Regions from separate parts of the Homo sapiens genome. Here all the other regions are linked to region 2. Evidence: chromatin loops called from intact Hi-C (ENCODE). Cell type or tissue: endothelial cell of umbilical vein. All regions are shown on one strand.

Region 1 (8,000 bases), 280 kb after region 2:
GTATATGTTTTGGAGAAATTTTTAAATTTTCATATTAGTAATCTCATGTATATAATTCTATATAATAAGAATGAATGCTTCATGGCACATGATTAATTCTTATTATATATCATACAAGTTATATGTAATTATATATTATGTTTTATAAAATTTATATTATATATACTTGGAATTAGAATTAATCATATATCATTATTCATTTTATTTGGTTAAGTCCAAGATGACAGCAGTAAAGCAGGCATAGACACTCATAAGCACTTTGATAGGAAAGTTAATATGCCATAAAAGACTTTCAGTCTAACTCTGTTTTATACTTTGAAGGACTGCTTTCAACCAAATCCTCTATCATTAGTTTTTTCAAATGGTAATCAGGTGGGTCTTGTTCATTATACTAGAGAACAAAAATCTGGAATCTGTCAGATTCTTTATCTGTGGATTGATTTGAAGTATTATGTTTGTATTGTTGAGACAGAAAAGTTCTGCACACAAGGGGGAAAATAAGAAAGAAGGAAAACACATTTACTTTTAAAAAGATGAACAAGGCTTTATTGTTATGAATCCCCGTTTATTTTTCCTGATCAAACACTGGAAGTTTTATTTATGCTTAATAGACTGCATTTGGCATGTCTAAAAATGACAGAAGCGTGAATTATGAATGACCTTCAACCTATGCAGGAAGTTGTAATAATTGAAATAATAGAGAAATATACTCCCAGCAAAATCTGTACTGAGAGAAAACCTTTTCTGGCTATTGGTGTCTTTTCACTTTGAAGTTAACAGTTGATTTCTTCCTCTTCCAGCTCCCAACATTTGGCCTAAATGCTTTATTTTCTATACCTTCATTCAATATACTTTCTGAAGACAAGGAAAAGCTGAATGGAACTTCAGCAATTGGAGGGTGGGTAGGAGAGGAGGTAGGTAGCCGTTTGCATGTTTGAACAAAGTCAGCATTTCATATGGACATATCTGTCAGTCTTGGTACTGCAGAGAGGTGGCATCAAGTCTACAGATACAATATATGCATTAGGAAACATAGTCTGGACCCTGATCTATCCATAGTAATGTGGGAAACTCCAATTCAGGAATGATGTAAATTTTAATAGGAGTATCTGCAGGAAGGATCCTATTATACATTCTGAGCCTAATTAATAAGAGGTAAAGAGAAGTGTCTTCAGCAGAGATTGATGACTGAACATAAATTTGTTCAACACTATGGAAGCTTTATCATGGCTAAGCATTGCCAAAGCAAATCACCCTTAGTTTCTCCAAAGAAAAAGTATCCCATATTTGTCTTCAGGGTCACAGTCTAAAGACAAGAAAATATTAATTGAAAAAGATCAAGTACTGCCTTGCTATATCCACTTCCTAAATGAAAAATATGACTCCACGAGACCAAGATATCTTTGGTGTGGAATTTTTTTCTTCTCCACATCTTTATCTCTTTGTCAGTAACATGAAGAGAAAACCAAGTATAACTTATTGAATGAAACAAAACAGAGAGAGAATTGTTAGTTCTAGTTTGCATAAATACGGCAATTGATAAAGATGCACATTATTATACACGAAGCTTACAGTGTACCCAGCCTGAAAGCCTTGCAAGATGTCTCCTTAAATAACCTCTGAGGGTCTATCTACAGACCCCCCAAAAATATCCATTAGCCACCTGTCTTTAATGTGGTCATTTCATCTGACTGTATAAAAACTGATGTTCATTTTGAATGGTTTCCAAACCTTTGGGAAGAGTTCCATCATTACATTACAAAGAAGCTAAAAAGATCATCTTTGGTGTTTTACTTGGCTGGAGGCTTCTCTTGTGTCCTTGACCAAAACATTATCCTCCTTCATGGCTTGTAAAGCATTCTTATGACTTTTATATGCCCTCCCAGAAATAGTTACAGTCTATTGTGTATGTGATGCTTTGTGATCTTCCTGAATGAAAGGCGATATATACATGCAAACACTAACTACTTAAAATGTACACTTAATACTTCAGGTCACCCTCTCTTTCAACTTATGCAGTTTGTGAATCTTAACAAAAATCCTAGCGTTATGTCAGTGTTGCATCCTAGGTATTGTTACATGAAGGAAACTTCACTGGGGCAGGGGATGAGGTGATGTTTGTTTTATGATGTAAAAATCAAATGGCAAACTATGTTTGAAAGAGTTTCATCTTCAGGTGAAGGAAGTAACTTGTCAGCCAGACAACATCCCCCCAAAGTCAGCTTAGGCACTGTTCACAAAGCCAGTCTCTGGGTATTGCCAGCTGGCATTCATCTTAAAACAGCAGAGCATAACTTTGGTATAAAAGTGGAACTTGACTTAAAAGCAAAGCAAAGAAAATGCCCAAAGCCAATAATAACTTTAACATCAAAAGAAGTGGTACAAAATGTGGACAGATACCCTTGTAAAGGAAGAGCAAATTAACAAATTACCTGACAGTAGACACAAACATTTTTAAAAAGTATAAAGAGGGTAACAAATTACATTTTTGCAGTATACATAGCTAATCTACCTTGCTGTTTTGCACAAATTGTACTAATCGAAAGATGCAGGAAAGTGGATTTTTTTTCATAGTAAAATCCAAAGAAAATAATAATTGAGCCCATAATAAGCTCACAATAAAATGCTGTTCTAGTGTCACAGCAGTCTGATATAATCATTCACGTGGACCTAAGGAGAGCGAACGCGGGGTGCCACATCAGCTAGGATCGTCCTGGAAGCAGTTAAAACTTTATAAGGTAAAGCACAAATGAGAACAATGCCTGTTCCAACTGAAAACACTGTAGAGTCTTGTTGCCGTTCATTAACCACAAGGGAGCTGGCAGAATCCTTAAGTGAATTCTGACTTTGTATTCTCTGAGGGGCACTCATTCTTCTGTAACTCATTTCTTCAAAATATACATCAGGCATTAGATAATCTCTTATCGACACATTTCTTTTTATTCAGAGTGAACAGCAGACTTCTCTTTTTCTACTTACTAAATACCAGCTGTCAAGGGCCTACTTAAAAATGAAAGGACTTATCACCTTGTGTAAATGACAAGATTAATAATGTCTTGGGTTTCTGAGAACTTTATTCTACTCATAGACCATGTTAGGGCAGGCCAGGAGTGTGTTCCTTCTTATGGTACAGAATACACACACACTTACATATACAAAACATTATCCCAAAGTACTCGCCCAGATCATTCTAACTATCAGTGGAAAGGCAGATTTCATTTAAGTCTAAAAAGTCAACTTACATAAATTGTATTAATTGTAAGTGGAAAGGCAGGTCTCATTTAAATCTAAAAAGCCAACTTAGGTAAATTGTGTCTTAGTGACTCTCTGATTATTACCAATATGTTTTCACTATGAAGATGTATTAGAGTAAAGCTGTTGTGTCCAGAGAACTACTCCATAAGTACCCAAACTTTGTGAATCTATTCAAACATGAGAACTGGCCTTGTCTGAGGTGGATGGGGGTCTATGGGTAGGTAGCCCTGGTTCTGATCCAGGCGAAGGGTATATGTGGGGTCAAAAGGAGACTTATCAAAGGATGGAGAGAGAGGTGAGAACAGGGTGAGACCGACCAAACCTAAAGCAATGAGTTATGTCCACCAATCAAAATGGTTTGTAAAAGTAAGACAGCTACAAGACTTTAAAGGAAAGAATATCTAAATAACTAGTTTTCTTTAAAAAAAAAAAACAATATATCATGTAGATGTTTGGTTTACTTCACATTAAACACATAGGTGCTTCTGTATGTAAATGAAACCTCTGAATAATGAAAAAAAAACATTTTTATGCTTCCTCTCTATATTGGTCCTCTTGAGGACCTAGTCTGGAAAGAGATTTCCTTAACCAACTCTCTGCTTTTGCTCCTACCCTGCTCTGCCTTTCAGGGCCAATTCTTGCTCCTGAAAGCAACCAAGGATAATTTCAGGTTGTTAGAATGTAAATATTTAAGCATTGTCTGTCTCAGTAAAAATTTCCAGCTAAACACCGTGCCACAGCCATAGACCTATGTAGCATTGTAGAGAAACTTTAAGGGAAAAATAATTAGAATGTTAAGGATAAAGAGACTTGGGTATCTTTAATGGATCTATTATTTTATGACTTGAGTGTGACTGTGACTCAATTGACTAGTGTCTTTGGTATAGCTTCTTTCATAGAGGTAAATTACTGTAGTTAATACATTTTTTCAGGGGTGAATAAAGATATCAGTCAGAAGCCACAGCTACTTAGAAATTATGGTTTAGCAGTGATGTCAATGTTTTCAGAATGTGCATCTCCAAAAACATCACTGCAATAATTTTGGAAGCATGAAATGAAAGAGACGTCTAAAATCACAAAACTTGAGTCTTTCTAGGCAGCACTGACAAGAAAGAAAGCTGCCACAAAGCTCATTCTGTCTGAAAAAAAAAAAATCTGAAATGAAATAACTCACAGAAATCTACTGGAAAATTTAAACTACTCAGGAAAATTTCCTTAAATAAAATGCTGGTAGAAAGGTATGGGGAAAGTGGTAACTGGGTTGCTTTCATTTTTATTTTTTCTGATACAAAATAGATTACATCTTTTATCAACTTTACTTAAAAACCAAAATCCATGCTGTTTCTAGAACTTCTTCACCCACAAAGAAATCAAATACAGGTTATCCAGCATACAACATTTTGACTGTCCTTCTACTATCAAACTGTATTATAATCTTAGCAAGCACATTTATTTTCTTTAATATGGCTCCTCCATATCATTAAAAACTGATCTGAATTGATTAAACTTGATCTTTTAACATTAGAATTTTTAAAAATATGTATCTTTGAAAAAGTAAAGTTCAATTTATACACTCTTGTTTTGTCCTGGGTAATCTTTTTATTTCTTTGTTAGATGACCTAATTATTACCATGACTAACTTGCAATTGAAAACTTCATCTCAAATTCCGTTTTTTTAGAGTCCAGGATTTATACCTGTCTTGCTCTAAAATTCACTTGATAAACTTTATCCGTATCTAAAAATCAGAGCAAAGAGAAACACTTTTTATAATTTCTTGTAGAGCGTTCCATTTGCTTTTGTGTTAGACAGGTGAGTTGATGTCATTAATGCTTAATAATTACTCCTATACCAGGGTCTCTCTCTATAGCTAAATATTAAATAATACCTCCCACAATGGGAGTGTTCATTATGTGATGAGTTGTGCTTATTCACCATTTGGCAGCTCCTATTCCTCATGGAAAAGAGAGCAAAAAACAGACCTAGAGAATCTCTTTAGTCAGCTCTTTTATCATTGTACCTAGTCCAACATTCACATTTCAAAGCTGTCTAGAATTGCTAGTTTTAATTGGATTTTAGAATATTCATATGTGCTTATAGGTGAATATGCTTATAATATATGCATACACTATTTGGGTGTCTCTTCCCTTTTGTCTTGTCAATTGGGCTAAGAGTGATTGTATACATCTACACGTATCATACAAATCTGACTTTTACCTCTGACTTTCCTCCCTTGTTGTTTATGGATGAATTTACTTGAATTTCACAATTACATTATTTGATATGCATTCTGTTAGCATCTTAGATTTCTGTCAGCATAAGAGTTAAAAATTACCACTTAAGAAAAATGTGTGTCTAATATTGTCCTTGTCTGTTTTCCCAGATTAAGTATTTTCTCTGATTCTTTAGTCAAAATAAGTAAACACGCTATTCATTAAGTCATAAAACTGGCATATTTTCTTTTGAAAACAATGGATTTTACAATGTATATTTCAAAAGCAACTATGGTAAAATTATAAATGCCTACTCTAATGAGTAGCCTAATTCATAGTGAGAAACAGGAAAACAGTTTCCCTTTGCAATCAAGATTCCCAATACGAGTACATTTATTATAAAACACTACACACATAAATATTAAATGAAAAAATGGCTGCAAATAGACTTAGATTGGCTACAAGTCCCGTTCTTAAATCATCTTTTCACGGATTCTACAACAGTTTTATCTGTCTAAGGAAATAGCTTCCATTGTCAATAAATATGAACAGCAAACAATTATTATGATATGATTATATTATTTCATCTTAAAGCTATCATTTGAGGTCCTCCAGTTCCTTTTGTAAGGAGTATAACATTAATTCACTCACAATACCTATGTATTTCTCACATCTACAGATAGTAGGTACTCAAAAAATATCTGTTGTTGATGGCGACAGTAACTCATATGATAGACGGAATATTTTCTGTTCACAATCAATAGCTAATTTAATAATGTTTTCCCTTGTCAATAATTCCTCTTGTTTTCTTATAGCAAGGAGAAAAAACAATTGATTGGTTTATTATTTTTGATATATGTTGAAGATTTTTAAATGATTTCCATTTAAACCTAATTTTACAATTTACTACCTCTTACACCGTTTAGTCAGTAAAAATTATCTGGTAGCTGGTACGATGCCAAAGAATAATCTCATAATAATGAATGAAATAGAGTCTTAGACCAATTGACAGTAGCTTTATTTAAGTTTTCAATTGGAAACATTTAATTTAAACTATTCTTCTTCTTGATGGTGATTTCATAGTAGATTTGCCAAGCAACCACTTCAATATGGTCTTTGAAACATATTTGATTTAGGAAACCATTGGGTTAAGAGAAATAAATGATTATAACATAATTAAATTCTAGCTCAACAATGTTTATAAAACAAAAATTAATGGGCTGAATTTCTTGTTATTTTAGGTATTGTCATATGATATTACAAGATTCATAACCTAATTTTATTAAGTGTAAAATATGTTTCACGATATTTTCATGATCTTTATTTCACAGTTATTGTTATTAAAGTCAACCTCACTGCATGGTCCTCCATAATGTCACAAAGCAGTTTCCAGCAGGGTTATTTTTAAACTTTTTAACATATACCAAAAAAAGTATTTTAATTAATCTAAAAGTAAGTGTTCTCATTTATAATTAGGCAAATCAATATAAAATGCATAATTAGATAAGATAACACTGATACTATGCATATACATTTCAAATAAAACCTATATAACATTTCAAGTATATCACTTCCAATTTCTGCATAAATTCACAAGATGTTCTTGATTAGCTCAATACCTTTTATGAATGTACCTACTATGATAGCAAAGAAAAACTGAACGGTAGGCAGTAATAATACTCAGTTTTTAAATCAGTCACACCAAGAAAACTGGTGCATTTATGAAGGATACTAGTACAAACTGAATAGACTACCCAAAGAATGTAAAGAAAGTAGTACTAAATATGAATTTGTTCTGCATTTTACTTATATTTGTGCATTATCTTTCACAATATCAACAAACAGGCCACAAGGGTCTACTGCAGCTTACTGTTATTTTTATTCTTCAGGCTCCAGTGATACTTTTGTGCTCTCAAGGAAAGACAAGAAAATCTTTACAACATACCTGATCATTTATCTGGCATGCAACAAGGTTGTGCTGATCATAACAGCCAGCGAATCTAATGTACTTGAGCCAGCTTCCAACATCTGGTTGACTGGCATCTATGCAGAACTTCACATTGTAAAATTCGTCTAAGATCTGGAGGGAAGAAGATGAGAACAATCAATTGCCATATTGGCCCACTCATTAAAATAATCAGTTGTTTGAAAATATTTCATTGAAATGTATATTCCTTCTTTGGATCCTTAAAAAAAGTCAGATCACAAGCACATTAATAGAGGGGAAATGAGAAGTTACCTTGAAAATGACAACATACTGCTTTTTTAAAAAGGAATAAAGCACTTGCAATTTGTTACAAAAACTGATTAATTGGTTTCAAAAATGCTTATTTTCATATGCATAAATTAGTGCTAATTTTATCCAATGTGATTTTTGCAAAAAATAATATTGAACAGCGTATATTAACATAATATTTCTAAACATTACAGTCAATATTTCATATTCGTATAGTCTCATGTAAGCATATATTTTCACATTTTTGCACTTTAATTTAAAAACTTCCATCTAAATTTTTTTTTCATGGTTAGCATCT
Region 2 (8,000 bases):
GCAGAGCATTATATGGAGTTAAGAAGGTAACAGTGTATTCAGTTCACAACTTATAGTCTTGTTCTGTCGGCTTTTAATCACTGATTAATAAACAACATCATATTATAATTCTCAACCCACAACTTGTTTTTTCACTCAACATTGCTTTGGAATTTAGTTTGTATTTATATATGTTGACAATGTCCATTTCTTTTAAATGTGTAAATGCCCTGTTGTATGAATGAGCCAAAACTTTGCTTTCCATTCTAAAGGGAGATATAGGTTGTTTTTAATTGTCTAGTATGGCCAATAGCTTTTCAACAAACATCTCTCTGCATATCCCCTTGTGCACGTGTGGTAGGGTTTATTTAAGGTTTCTACCAGCCATGAATTTGCTGGGTCAAAGGATACTGCATTGTAAACTTTGTTAAATAACTTCAAATTGTTCTCCAAAGTAGGCAAATCAGTGAACGCTGTAGTTGCATTACTTTATTGTCTACCTTGTGTCAGCCTTCTCTAATTGCTAGTGAGCTTTTGCGTCTTTTCATACATTGTCTCTTCAAGTGTACTCTTCCATGAATTGCTGGTTAATATTCTGTGCCCATTTTTCTAGGTGCCAAATGCTAATCTTGGGATCAATTGGGATATACCTATGAGCAAAATAAAGAGCACTACTCTTAGAGTTTACCTTCTAGCAAGAGGAAATGTATTATGAAGAATAAACATAATAAACAAGTGCATTTTATAGCACAATAGAAGGTGATAAATACTACCGGAAAAAAGACAAAGTAGGACAGGGTAATGTGAAGGGGATTGGGGCCACAGAGTAGGCAAAACATTTTATTGTATTAAATAGGGTGGTCAAGGTGGGCCTCTTTGAGAAGGCAGGATTTGAGTCAAGATGAGGAAGTAAAGAACAGCAAGAGGTCAGTGAGTCAGAAGTGGAGACACAGAAGAGAAGAGCTATAGAGATGAAGTCAGAAAAGTAGAGGGGAAGGGTTGCTATATAGGGTCTTGGGGGCCATTGTAAAACTTGGCTTTTAGCTGAATGAAATGGGGGAACCACTGAAGGGCTATGAGCAGAGAAGTAACATGATCTGGCTTATCATGTTATTGGCTTATGTTATAAAAGAACCACTTACGGCCTGGCTTGGTGGCTCACGCCTGTAATTCCAGCACTTTGGGAGGCCGAGCCAGGTGGATCACGAGGTCAGGAGATCGAGACCATCCTGGCAAACATGGTGAAACCCCATCTCTACTAAAAATACAAAACAATTAGCTGGACATGTTGGTGTGTGCCTCTAGTCCCAGCTACTCGAGAGGCTGAGGCAGGAGAATCGCTTGAACCCAGGAGGCAAAGGTTGTAGTGAACCGAGATCATGCCATTTCACTCCAACCTGGGCAACAGAGAAAGACTACGTCTAAAAAAAAAAAAAAAAGGCTGCTCACATTAAATGCTGTTGTGCTATAGTTCTAGCTATAGTTCTATAGTTTCATAGTTTCTACATAATGAGAAACTTGGCTAAGTAATTTCTTCCTTTTGGAAAATCTATCCATTAATAGAACATCAGTAAAGGCTGGGAAACATTGTGGTTGAATTAAAAATTAAAATTTAGATCTTGTATAAGAAGGATGAGTTCTAACAGTGACTTTTATACTTTTTCTTCTGGCAGCTCTAGCTTCTTGTCTTTGACCTTTGTGCTTTAATTTACGTGCTTGTTAGGAATAAAGTTACTTATTGCTATTCTTGCCAGCTTTATGCCAGGGCCTGGGCCAGCTGTTGTTTAAACATTATCTCTAATGCCTGACAGCACAATGTGTGGTAAGTATTGTCATCTTTATTTTGCAGAGCTAGGATAGAAGCCAAATCTCACCAAGTCCCTTATTTTTCCATTATACTATGGTACACACTGTGTATGGTAAGGCTGTCATAGAATGTCTTTAACTAGATGGCACTGAGGTTTAAAATAATATGTTTCAACAAGTTGGTACTGAATAATGCTTAAGACCACCATAAAAATTGTTAAAGAGTAACTGTCTTAATATATATGATTCTCTAATCTAGCTTTTATCTTTTTTGAAGCTTGCATCTAACAAAACCTGCTTTACCCCTTTCTTGTTTTGTTTGATACTAGAAACAAAATTTATGGAATGAATTTTGGGTATCCAAAAATATTTGTCCTACTTCTTTAGAAAAGTGTAAGTTTCAATCCAATGGAGTAATCTAATATGTGAACCTGTTATCAAAACCCGGTGTAAGTGACATGTTTCAAGTGTTTTAATAAACTCAAAAGTTTAAAGAAAAATAAATTTCTCCCCAATGTATAGTGAATAACAAGCTATGTTTTGTTTTCTTCAACCTGAGTTGAGAATACGCCACATAATGATAGATCTAGTCCCTTCACATATATTTGAACACACATAGTTCAAGACCCAAGTGGATTCTATCAGTTTTCAAATTAAGGCAAAAATTTATGTCTCCAAATTCAGGACTGTTCAAAGGCAGTCTTAGCCAAGAGACACCTCTGTTATTTTTTCCATGACTGTTTAAATTCCAAATAATAAGACTATATTTTTTTCTGAGCCTGGAAGTCTATGATAATTACACATTGTCTTTTGATACAGTTTATCTTTAAACAAACTTCAGACAGGTCAGAATAAATTGTTTTAATGTTAGATTGTAACAAATTGCTAGGCATATCATCATGTACTGCAAATAAATGTACACGTCCACGAAATAGGAAAAATTGGGCAGAGGTGAATTCAACCACCCAGCCATTTACATGAAATAGCATTACTCAATGCCATTTTTAACTTCCAGCTTTGTCTAGATGAGCTCATTCAAGTTCACCTCAGTTGGGTGAACTGAGGAATCTGGAGATTAAGATCCCATGCATGTGTGTGACTGGGTTCAGTTAGAATAACATTTTCTTCCTGCAGATCATTAATTAGAATGTTTTTAAAGGCAAAACAAAGCACACAAAACACAGTTTGCTGAAAATGATGTTAGTTTATTTACTTTGAAAAATCTACTTCTATAAATTCATATACTAAAAAATAAATTAAAAGATAAAAATGATGTCCTAATATATTTCCTATTGAGAAAGCAAAATAATTAGCAATCTTCATTAGTTGTCTAGAAAAATAATTTCCTCTTCAAGAAAGTTGCCTCTATTTGCTAAGCTGTTCTAACCAAATTTCCCTTTATCACACATGAAATTTAACTGGAAATACTAGTGGTCTGTTCTCACTTGATTTTTCTGCATAAGAGTTTAAAAGGCAGGGTTACTATGTAATCTAGTCTGGTAAATTCTTTTTTGCCTAGGCAAAAACACCAGTTTACTTGTTAAAGATGATGAAGAGTTAAGTCCAGAGTTCATATCACAATCTTATCCCATGACACTCCCTCCCCCTTTCACTTGATGAAAATATGCTCATGTGAAGTGAATTCTGAAACTGAATCCGCTGAACATGCTCAGCATTTGGTACCAGATTTGTACTGTGACATTCAAACTTCTGCCATGGCTATTGCAATGTAAATAGGAAATTCTAAATGTGATTTGAATTGCCCTTTGGGGAGTTTTACAATGAGAGACGGTACATTTCCAAGGTAGCCCATAGTTAATATGGAGCAAGTCACAGTGGTCGGGTTGGAGACTGTTCTGCTTCGGAGCACAGGTTGACAGGAAACTCTGCACGCCTTCAACCGGACCGAGGGAATTCGGCGGTTGACATAGCCATGTATAGTTCTGAAATATTTTCTCTTGTTAGAAATGTTTTAAATTAGCCCATGAAAATAAGCACCTTTATTATTCACATACAGTGATTCAGTTTGGAGGTGACAGCTGTCTACATAGATCGTAGTGTAGAGATTGGCATAAGCAACGACTGTTTTTTAATTAGCAACAAGCTTTTGTAATTATTAGAGGTCAGCATTTCCTGTAATTGAATCATGTATGCTAGCAAATATACTCTCACAGCAAGCTGGTGTGCTCAGACCTTTCCCACGAAATGCAACTATTAGGTACCATCGTGTTGCACACAGAAAATGCATGGTAAGTTCGGATTGTACAAAGATATTTCCAAGATTCTGAAAGAACTACATTCAATGGCATTGAATTTTATATATGTTGTGATATTAAATGATATAAAATTCTAGTTCTTTCTACCTATAAATTTAGACGTTGAGACTTTTAAGAAAAGTGCATTGCTGAAGTTCTCCACAAGAGGGCCATAGCTCCCTCATTCTTTTAAATTTGGATTCAAGCTCAAAAAAAAAAGTAAATGCTATTATTTTCTCCTCAAACTTGTTGTTTCATGTATCTTATATATATCATAAATATGTGATAATAAGAATAATTTGAAAAAATGATGGATGCATAAGTGTGTACAGTGAAAGATTCCCTGCTGGTTTCCCCCTCCCCCCTCAAACATAACCACCTTTAAAGTGTGCTGGGGTTCTTTCCACATTTAAGCTTATCATGTATTTTTTATTTTACACAATGTGATTGCACTAAAGATTTATTTTATGTTTTGCTTCTTTGTTTATTCACTAAACCATACATTTAGGCATCTTTCTATTATCAGTCTACACAGACCTGCCTTTTCTTGTATATGGTTTCAGAGTATTATTTTGTATGTCTCTAAAATGTATTAATAAATCCCCTACAGATAAATATTTAGACTATTTTTAGTCTTTTGCTATTAAAAACAATGCTGCAGTTAAAAATCTTGCATTTATTTCTTTGCACAGGTATAATTTCTCTGCATGTTAAATTCCCTAGCTGCATAATTATAAAGCTTGTTTACTTAAAACTGTGTCTATCCCCCTCAGAAAAGATGGTTTCACTGAATTACACTCACACCATATAGGTGTGAGAAGTACTTTTAGCTCTGACTCTGACAAATACTATGTACGTCAAACCTTGTAATCTTTGCCAGTCTATGAAAGGAAAAAAATAATATCTTGGCAGTAGTTAAAAGTTCTAGGTCTGTGATAACTTTCTCCAATTAATTATTTAACTATCCCAATTAAATTTTTTTTACTTTCAAAACTGTGTTTCACAAATTTTATCAAAGATGGAAGCAGAGTGACCAGAAAAGACATCACTGGGCAAACTGACCTGGCTTCCATAAACTAGTGAGAGTAAAACCAATGCTATATCTAAGTAAGTGCTTAGTAGTTGCTACAATAATTTTATATCATTTGAAAATTTTTGTTTATTATAAAAACTGTATAAAATACGGTGGTCAGACATTAGTATTCCTATCATACAAATTAGACTGAATATTTGGACAATGTTCTTTTTACTTCTTCGTTATTATGATCATCAATTTAAAGAACTTCAATAAAGAAACTTGAAGTTTCTTATCTAAATTTTACTTAACCTTCCAAGCCTGTTTTTTCCTTTCTCCTTAGAGAATGTCTATCACAATTTGCCCATTCTTTTCTTTTCATTCTAAGCTACAACACCCACCCTTTCCTCTCAGTTTTTAGCAAAGAACAAAATGCCCAGAATTGAAATGTCAAGTATTTTTTTCCTAACAAAATATTTTTATTACTAGATTAAATATACACCCAAAGTAGCAGATTGAAAATAATTACAACAGAAGCTGGCTAGTTTACTGAACCAGCTTTGTTCACTTTCCTTGGAGGAAAAACTGGTTATTTCAGTGATAGCCATATATATTATACATGACCTAAAACTATCCCATCAAGTGACAAGCCCATTTTGGAAAAGCGCAAAGCAGGCAAGGCATATCTACTGCCATTGCAACCATCCCCATATTTTTCCCATCTGAGTGCTTCTTTCCTCCTTTCCCCTGCCACCTAACTATGTTTAGTTTTGTCCCAGCAATCTAACTATGTTTAGTTTTGTCCCAGCAATCTCTACAGGGAGTGAAATATTCTGATTTTTCATATTAGTTGAATATATCTACTGAGGTGTGGAGGGTGCCTCAAAGGAGAGCTTCTCTTAAGGGAATACTTTAAGGAGTGGTGAGCAGGAGATGTGTTTTCAAGCACTGAATATTTCATAAGTGGTTTCTGTGCCTGCTTGCATGGACCATCTCTGGCTCTATGTAAATGCAAAATGCCAGATGTAGAAAAATAAGATAGTAAAGAAGTATTAGAGGTACTAGAGTAACACTGTCTTTTTGTTTGTTTGTTTTTATGTTATGGTTTGTGTTTTCTCTGGGTGTTTCGTTTGATTGTTTTTGTTTTATTTTGTTTTTGTCACTTATACTTCAAGCTTTAGAATAGTATGTTCTAAATCCACATTCCAGCTTTTGTGGATATGTGGATTTTGTTAGACTTTGGCTGGTGCTGAGGACACAGCCCCTCCTTCCTGTCTCCTAACCCAACCAGATAAGAATCAGTGTAACTTACATGCCTCAATCATTTCTTATTTTGAGATCTCTGAATTTTTAGGTTGTCCTATTTCCATTTTTTGTTATTAACTAAATTATTTGAGAAAAAGGAGATGAAATGAAGTGGGATTGTTATTATTAGCCGTCAATTTGTGAACTTCAAAATATGGCATTGCTACAAAAGGAAAATACATATGAACCAGGAAAAATGAGTTAGTTATATATATGGATATGGTTTTTGTTTGTGAGAAATGAGTTATGTATATGGGATGAATTCCTGAGTGTGAATGTTGTTATAAAAGTAATAATTTAATAAAAATGCATTTATACAAATCAGAAAGAAAAGAGACTTGTATAGATAAACCAGAATTTATTTCATCCTTGTGCTGTAGTTTTTGTGTTGAAAAATGTGATTTTGGATTAAAAGCTCCAGCTGTGCAGTAATGTCTTATCAGTTGTGTAGCAATGTCTTATCAGTTGTGTAAAATAACCTTTGGACTGAATATTTCTTAATCATTCTATATTCTCCATAACATATATTGTGCATAAAATTCTCCATGCTTCATGTTAGAGATGTAATGAATAATTTGACAGAGGGTCAAATGCTTTTAAACACGATTGACGAAACTATTTTTAAAAATTAAAGGTTTCCAAGTGGTTGAAAAGTATATGCCCAGAAGCCTAGAAACAGAGTTGGTTCATTTGCCAGATACTAAAAAAGTACACAGAAACAGGTTCTATATTAAAGGAAAAAGAGAGAGAGAAAGAAGCTGATTTGTTATTTTCCATTTTCAACTTGTTCAGGTGGATTTTTGTGGCTGGAATTGTCATCAAGTGTGTGACTGTCGCTCTATCTGAGGGGCTCCTCACTGCCTCCCTGCCTGGGCTGGAGTCAAAGACAGCAATAGAATAGACAGAGCAGTTCCACCTGATGAACATGGGGGTGTCACACTTGTAGGTTTCAACTCCTCCCATATTATCCAATAAATTCTTTAGTTAAAAATGAATACAATTCTGGTTAATGAACACACATTCAAATAAGAAGTTTCTTACATGCTATTCTAGTGTCAACTTGCAAAATATCTTCTTTAAAAACATCTTTACATTGATATTTTGGGAAAGAATCTGTATAGTTCCAATCGTTTAAATGACAGCCTCTACCTCATACCATGGAGTAGCTAATCAGTTCAATAATTCAAAAGAAAAAAATCAGACCAGTTAGGGTGGGCAAAATAATCAGATGAAAAATTGAAATTTTTATGTTTCAACCAGCGCTTTTGACAGCAGGTTGATAAGGTCACATAAGAGGTACATGAATGTATTGGCATCCTTAGTTGTGTTTGTATCCTGCTAGTATCCTTCGGTGCATGTGCATGCTGTTAGCATCCTCAGGTGTGCTTGAATGCCACGTTCTATTAAGTTGCATTCTCCAGAGGCACAAAGAAATGCCGATGTGCTTCTAAGTAACTAGCTTGTACAAATGTTTAAACACTTTAAATTTCACAAGAGCTTACACTTTGGCAAGCTATTAAAAGGGGAAATATCTGTAGTGTTTCTGGGACATATCATCTTCAGTTGGAAACATTGGATTATAAAGTATTTTGGGAAGAGCTTTCTGAAGGGCTTATTTGCTGTTTGTGTAGAAAAATATT
Region 3 (8,000 bases), 880 kb after region 2:
GCTCACACCACTGCACTCCAGCCTGGGTGACAGAGTGAGACTCCCTCTCAAAAAAGAAAAGAATAAGGATTTTGGGGCTGGGAGCAGGAGCCAGTCAGGGAAGAAGAGCAGACTTGGAAGCAGAAGAAAGGAGACTCCCAGGCCAGAGAAGATTGCAACTCCCCAGTGGGAGGGATGGCCAACAACTTTTGAGGACAAAAATATCTCAAATTTTATTTTAAGTGGGGTCATGAAGCTGCACAAATATAATAAATAAAATTATTATAAAATAAATAAAATTATTAATTATATTAGTGCAGCTTTATGACCCCAAACCTAGGGTAAGACTCTACACATAGCCCTGAATTGTCTGGACTTTGGGCAGTGAAGGGATTTGGATAATGTCCAGGAAGAAGACACATGCAGAAATGGGCAGAAGATATAAAGAGTGGGCTAATTGCACAGCGGAGGAGACTTCCAGAAACAAAGGTAGAATCCAATGGTCTAAGTCCAGAGTACAAGCTATCCCAAAAGTTCTGGGGTAAGAGTGAAATGTGCAGGGAGGGGAAGGGATGCCTCCTTTCCCACCACATTTAGGAAAAAGGGCTGAGTCCATCTAATTAAATCTCAAAGGATGAAGTGACCCAGCTGCATGTTGGTTCCTCTAGCTCTCTTTCTTCCTAGCTCTCTAACAGCTACGGAAAAGCTAAAAGAAGGACACAGAGGGCCTAGCGCCCAGGGTTGACCAAAGGGATTAGAGGACAAAGCTGGGAGAGATGACACATAAGGGGCATCAAATGGAGGCACCTTAACAGAAGATAGTTATTATGAATAGAGGCCGGGCATGGTGGCTCACACCTGTAATCCCAGCACTTTGGTGGATGGATCACTTCAGGTCAGGAGTTCGAGACCAGCCTGACCAACATGGCAAAACCCCATCTCCATTAAAAATACAAAAATTAGTCCAGCGTGGTGGCACCTCTCCTGAGGCAGGAGAATCGCTTGAACCCAGGAGGCAGAGAGTGCAGTGAGCTGAGATTGTGCCATTACACTCCAGCCTGGGCAACAGAGTGAGTCTCTCTCTCTCTCCCCGTGTGTGTGTGTGTGTATATATATATATATATATATATTAGAGAGGGGCACCTGTGGCTTGAGCAAGCCCTGAAGAGATTACAAATTAACATTTTAAATATTATTCACCTAAATTTAAATTTGGATATATGTTATTTGGGTAAGTGATCAAATACCAGATTGCTTGTGATAAATTACTTAGAGATATTCAATCTGTAACATGACAAATACAATGAAAAAATAACAGGAATTTTTTTAATGAAAATGGCACTTTTTCCTCCCAGCAGTCTGTTTAAAAGAGTTAAAGCCGGGCGCGGTGGCTCACGCCTGTAATCCCAGCACTTTGGGAGGCCAAGGCGGGTGGATCACGAGGTCAGGAGATCGAGACCATCCTGGCTAACACGGTGAAACCCCGTCTCCACTAAAAATACAAAAAAAAAATTCTCCGGGCGTGGTGGCTGGCGCCTGTAGTCCCAGCTACTCCGGAGGCTGAGGCAGGAGAATGGCGTGAGCCCGGGAGGCGGAGCTTGCAGTGAGCGGAGATTGCGCCACTGCACTCCAGCCTGGGCGACAGAGCGAGACTCTGTCTCAAAAAAAAAAAAAAAAAGAGTTAAATTAAGACATGAAATGATCATATTAGCCTTAATTCTTCTCATTTATTAATTGAACACCTTGGAAACATGCAGATAAATGTCCCACCTTGGAGAATTTGAGATAAGTGTGAATAGAAATGAAGAGAAATTACCAAGATTTACCAGTTCACACTCACAACCATCACACTCTGTTTATTCAAAGCTGCCTACAGATGCATGATATCAAATTAAACCTTTAATGTATTCTGATGTCAAGGGAGCTTACAATCATAAGGCCTGTTCTTAGGTTCACACTTGGGTCTTTGTACATAGTAGAGGCCATAAAACCAGGTAAACAGCAAAAGGCTGTTGTGAAACAAGACAAATGAGAGTTCCATGTGTTATCAAGAAATTCAAGCTGTTTCCTGTGATGAAAAATACATAGATATACATATTCATTATATTCCTAAGAATAGTAGTACCATAATGCATTCATTTACAGGCATATTAATATGACAAAAGAAATGATGAAATTTGGTTCTTTGCCTGAAGAAAGACTTGTTATAAATAGGAAAGCTGGCCAGGTGTCCAGTGATCCTAAAAATAGGTAAGCTTCCACTGCGAAAGCCATCACCACACACGAAATAATGAGAGAAACACAAGCTCACTCTATGGAAAACATCCACCAAGAAATAGCCAAAATAATTCCTTTCATTTGACCATAAACCCATCAAAACTTCATGGAATGTGGTTACATTATTTATGCAGTGCCTGCATTCAGTAAACCTTACATGCTGTAGCGTTCTTAAATAATGAGAGAGTTAGACGGACAAACTTTCATGGGATTTGTTCTCTAATAGAAATTCAACTATCAATGTAAATCTTCAGAATCCTGAGGAATTTTCTGCTGAAATAAACAGCCACCAACACAAAATGACCTAGAAATAGCTTATAGCTCATTCCTCCTTGACTCCTCAAAACTTTTTTTTTTTTTTTTTGAGACGGAGTCTCGCTCTGTTACCCAGGCTGGAGTGCAGTGGCACAATCTTGGGTCCCTGCAACCTCCGCCTCCCAGGTTCCAGCAATTCTTCTGCCTCAGCCACCCGAGGAGCTGGGATTATAAGCACGCACCACCACGCCTGGCTAATTTTTGTATTCTTAGCAGAGACAGGTTTCGCCATGTTGGCCAGGCTGGTCTTGAACTCCTGACCTCAGATGATCCACCCACCTCGGCCTCCCAAAGTGCTGGGATTACAGGTGTGAGCCATCGCGCCTGGCCAAAATATTTATTTTTAAAAATCTAACTAATTCAGTGTGCAAGAAGGAGTGTTATAAAAGAAAAAAAAATCTAACTACTTAAAGTGAATCACTTTTATCCTTTAAAAAAAAGAAATTTGTCCGGGTGTAGTGGCTCTCACCTGTAATCCCAGCACTTTAGGAGGCTGAGGCAGATGGATCATCCGAGGCCAGGAGTTTGAGACCAGCCTAGCCAACATGGTGAAACTCCGTCTCTACTAAAAATACAAAACTTAGCCGGGTGTGGTGGCACATACCTGTAATCCCAGCTACTCAGGAGGCTGAGACAGGAGAATCATTTAAACCTGGGAGGCAAAGGTGGCAGTGAGCTGAGATCACGCCACTGCACTCCAGCCTGGGCAACGGAGTGAGACACTGTCTAAAAAGAAAAAAATAAATAAAAAATAAAAATAAAAAAGAAATTCAAAAGGATTATAAAAGGATTATAGTCAGATTCTGAGAGGCTGGTCCTCAACTATAGGAACAAGGAAACAGTCATTTTTTAATGAAAAGTAGCCCAATACTAATGTGTGTCTGAAGTCTTAATCAGCATGATGTCATGGAAACTAAACCTATTTGATACCAGCAGATGTGACCCACTTTTTCTTTTTCATTGCATTTTGTTTCCGGTTTAATGTTCGGGAATGCAGTGGTAGACTCTTGTCCTACCTCCTAGCAGTTTTGTCTGCAAAGAGCTGTTTTCCCATCCACAGTCTTCCAAAGAGCAAACTGTCAATGGAATGATTTTGACGAATAAATGACTTGTTTTGCAATACAAAAGCAAAAGTTACAGCCGATAAACAATCAACTTAGTAACAAATGTTACATATTAAAGGTATATGTCAATGAAGGATAACACTCATTATGGAAAAATAAAAGCTAGAGAGTTACAGGAGATATGCCAATGTTCTCTCATCATACTGCACAATATTATAATAATTAGGCGTTCAAAGGAATAGATGATATTCCTTTGTACATACTTAAGATGTGGAGGATAAGACTATATATTATCCCTTTTTTAAAAAGCTCATTTATTGTTGTATCACAAAAGTAAAGCTGTTTAACCTGTAGAGCAGCTATTTTGTTTAGGTCTTCACCTGTAATTTTTGAAATTTTTGAAACTGTGGTGCCATTACTTACCAACGCGAGAAATGCACTTTATAAAGTGTAACTGCTCGGGTTGAGGGGACCAACAAGAGGATCAGATCTAAGAGAAACCTCTCCCAAAGACTAGTCTTCACCCCTCCCCCACTACTCCTTTGAGAAGGAAAGAGTAAATGTTAGCCTTGGGTACAAAATTGGCATTGTTTTATTTATTTCTTGCTTTATTTCTTGATATAAAAAATGTGAAAAGCTTACAAATTTCTAGGCAAAAAGCACACTTCAGGATTTTTTTAAATGTAAGCAAAAAACCTCTATGGGTATATAACAAGATCTGAGCATAAACTTTAACAGAACAAACTAAAACCTGCTAGCTTATCCTCTCTTGCTCCTGCCACAGACCATCTACCCACAGGTTCTCTTTGTTCACTGCATTCAGCAGCCTTCTCTGGAGCTGCTCTCCTTGTCTACCCTGGAGTGAAAGAAGGCATAGTTTTCATAGTACAAAAGTACTCACATACTTTTGTACTCCTTCAACCAACATTTAAAAAGTAATATTGTACAAACTTGCAAACTGTTTCTGTCTTCAATTTACAATTTTAAATAGGCTGATTTCACTTTACAGAGTGGGAGAAAAAAAAATCTAAGTCTGCAGTTATTCATGTGAGTGGGCTTTTTGCTACAGGTGAACAGATATTGCCATCTACTGTTGAGAAAAAATAAAAGAGTTAAGCCAAAAGTTTTCAGCCTTCTTGAGGTCTTGACAGATCATAAATTTAAAATGGAAAAAAAAATGACTTTATGAAAGTAGTCAGTTTCTTTTTACTTATACAGCTATTTAGCATTTGTAATTTGAGAACTAAAGAGAAGAAAAAGCATAATAAACCAGAAAACTTTCTTCTCTAAAATCAGAAAAATTGCTGTGAGTAATTATTCTTAGTTTCGATTAAAGTTGAAAGCAAATCATGTTTTACTGAGTTCCATTTGGCCCACAATATTAGCTGCTGCAATCGAGAAGAAATATAAGTAATGTCTCTTTTTAATTACCTTAACTTCATTTCAAAATTTACCTTATGAATAGGTTAATGTGTTTTATCATAAAAATCACTGGAAACACTCATGGCAAAGTCAGTTTTTTTTTGTTTTGTTTTGTTTTTTTTTTTTTGAGACGGAGTCTCGCTGTCGCCCAGGTGGGACTGCGGACTGCAGTGGCGCAATCTCGGCTCACTGCAAGCTCCGCTTCCCGGGTTCACGCCATTCTCCTGCCTCAGCCTCCCGAGTAGCTGGGACTACAGGCGCCCGCCACCGCGCCCGGATAATTTTTTTTGTATTTTTAGTAGAGACGGGGTTTCACCTTGTTAGCCAGGATGGTCTCGATCTCCTGACCTCATGATCCACCCGCCTCGGCCTCCCAAAGTGCTGGGATTACAGGCGTGAGCCACCGCGCCCGGCCCAAAGTCAGTTTTTAACTTTACATTTAGCTATTAATATTCTTTTGAAAAATAGAGTAGCTACCACTTAGCCTTCTTTAGGCCTCTAGTAGTACATACTTAAGCTCAAATTTACAGAAAGCCCCTTTAGGGCAAAATGCTACCATAAAAGCAATGCATCTGAGTCAGAGAACCCAGCCATGTTCAACTTCTCCCACAACCTCTCCCACTAGGAAAGGGAGACAGAGCTCTGAGCCTCAGATCAATCAATGTGAGGAATGACCTGTCTTTATTCTGGTGGCTGGTGTTGAGCTGGAGGAAATGATTTGGTGGCCGAAATTCAGTTGTTTTTGCACATAAAAAAGTATTTTCCCCTCTAAAAAATATTTATTTAACTCTGTCAACCACCACACCAAGCACCACACCACGTCCTGTAACAGCTATCTTGTATTCGAATGACGCGAATGTGAAGCGTAATGTGTGGATTGTGAGGAACAAGCCCCCACCATGAATGTCTGCGAAGAAAAGGGAAAAAGACCTTTAATCTTTGCAGTGTATTAGGCCAAGTATGAAAGCTGACTACACACTATGCACTATGGAGGATGTGTCTGTGTGTATATCTGTGTGTGTGTCAAGGGGCTGATGTTTTTAAAATTGGTAACTGATTTTGCTATATTGACAGCTCCGGTTCCAACCATTATGATTTATTCTGCTGGCTTCATTAAGATATTGTCATCATAACTAAGGCTGGTATAGCATTTACTGTTCATAAAATGCTCTCATGCATGTCAAAATTTGCTCGTTTAACATATGTGTACTAAATACCAACCCTGTGCGAGGTTCTCGCAAGCTTCAGGAATACAAAGCTAAAAGACAAGGTATCCCATCTTTCAAAAAGCTTCACAGTCTGGGGAGGTGAAAGGGAAGCAAACCTCACAGCTGGATTTTAAAACAATGTTAGATGTCCCATGATAGAAGAATGAAGGGGCGCTAAGTAAAATGAAACACAGTAGCTCTGTTTCTGCTTGGAGGGACACAGCCAGGATCCAGGAAGGTGTAAGTAATCGAAAACTAAATAGCACATGATCTAGCAGAGAAGGGACATTTTCTGAAAACCACAGATCATTATGGGATACCACAGGCTCACTGAGTATCAGCAGGTGAGTCTGGTGAGGAAGTGTCAGGCAGAGGTGTCCTGGGCATATATGCCTAGTGTCACATAGGGAAGGTAAAAAATAAAGGTGATAAAAGGAAAGCTTACAAGCAGAGAAGGAGCAGAGTGTCCGCAATCCCCTGAACTCTCATTATCCCACAGTTTCGGCCCTGTGTAGATGGGCCACATGTCCATGGCTAACAGTGCAGTAGAAAGGGACCCTGCCCTACAATCCTGTAGGGAACAGGGAACATCTATGCACTTGGATGTCCCGTGGTCACAGAAGTAGCTTGATAGAAAGGGAGGGTCGGGTCTCTGCAGCCCAGAAACTGGCATCCACCTGTTCTAGTGGGCTAACTCTAACTTGCTGAGCCAACTTTCTACTCATCTACCAAAAACGGGAACATGAGCCTCCAGTACATCCAGATCTATTGCTTATAAGAGGAATGCAGAACAGGAACTGAATGAAGTCTCTTGTCCGCCGCAGCAAGGAGGTGATTCGAAACCACAGGTGTCAAGGAACAACCAACTGTTCTTGGGCAGAGAAGTAATAGGATATGATTTCTATTTTAAAGAGGTCACCAGCATTGTACAAGATAGGTGAAAGATAGGAGACCAGCAGGGAGCTATTGCAGAAGGTCAGACTAGGGGGTCTGACCCAGAGCAAAGAAGGTGGGGAGGGGCAGTCAGACTGGAGAGATGCCACACAGGGATGAAATGGACAGGACTTCAAGACTGCTTAGATGATGGGGATAGGGGTAAAAGAAGGAAAGAACAGAGTCTCATATTACCTGGTGTCTGACGGAGTGACAAGATGGACTGGGGAAGACAGAGTAAGGAGGGAGAGAAAAGTCAATAAGGCTACTTTTTTCAACTTATTATTTTGAAATAACTATAGATTCATAGGAAGTTGGAAACATAGTACAGAGAAGTTCCATGTACCCTTCACTTCATCTCCCCTAAAGGGGACATCTTACATAATTATAGCACAATATCAAAAGGAGACAATTGACACTGGTACAACACATGTGTAGTTGTCATTTGATCACACCAGTCAATTTACGTAACCACGAATTCAATTAAGATAAAAAACTATTTCATCACCACGAACATCTCCCTCATGCTACCCCTTCACAGTTACAGCCCCCTTCCCTCCACCACCCCTATTCCCTGGCAGCCACTAAGCTATTCTCCATCTCTACAATGTTGTTATCTTGAAGATGTCATGTAAATTGAATCATCCAGTATGTGACCTTGTGTGATTGGTTTGTTTCACCTAGCATAATGCTGGAAGTGCACCCAAGCTGTTGCATGTATCAATAGTTTGTTTTTTTATTGCTCAGTGATATTCCATGGTATGGATGTACCACAGTTTGTTTAATCAGTCACCCACTGAAG

Evidence for each region. Hi-C counts contacts between places; a loop is a spot of excess contacts. Peaks named below come from ENCODE experiments on the same cell type or tissue, not always from the same donor. Only the 100,000 strongest peaks of a DNase experiment are listed, where the experiment ranks them.
Region 1: a loop joins it to region 2, with 7 times the contacts of the local background. A loop is called at or near these places in 8 of 110 quality-filtered maps.
Region 3: it touches region 2 in a loop (11-fold over the local background); 30 of 110 quality-filtered maps call a loop at or near these places.

The regions. Positions count from the first base shown.
Region 1 is chr3:169,136,287-169,144,286 of GRCh38, forward strand. It overlaps MECOM (MDS1 and EVI1 complex locus), which reads right to left. Exons shown (of 17, transcript NM_004991.4): 3 at 7,412-7,546. Among named protein-coding and RNA genes, the nearest start is that of LINC01997, 140 kb to the left of the region's middle. In endothelial cell of umbilical vein, no CTCF peak of the experiment used is centred here; DNase peaks (open chromatin) are centred at 855, 3,095, 5,915, 7,385 and 2 weaker places; H3K4me3 peaks cover 1,216 bases; H3K27ac peaks cover 3,798 bases.
Region 2 is chr3:168,860,928-168,868,927 of GRCh38, forward strand. No RefSeq gene overlaps it. Among named protein-coding and RNA genes, the nearest start is that of LINC02082, 37 kb to the right of the region's middle. In endothelial cell of umbilical vein, a CTCF peak has its summit at 4,217 (motif pointing right); a DNase peak (open chromatin) is centred at 4,204.
Region 3 is chr3:169,740,073-169,748,072 of GRCh38, forward strand. No RefSeq gene overlaps it. Among named protein-coding and RNA genes, the nearest start is that of ACTRT3, 25 kb to the right of the region's middle. In endothelial cell of umbilical vein, no CTCF peak of the experiment used is centred here; a DNase peak (open chromatin) is centred at 4,719; H3K27me3 peaks cover 164 bases.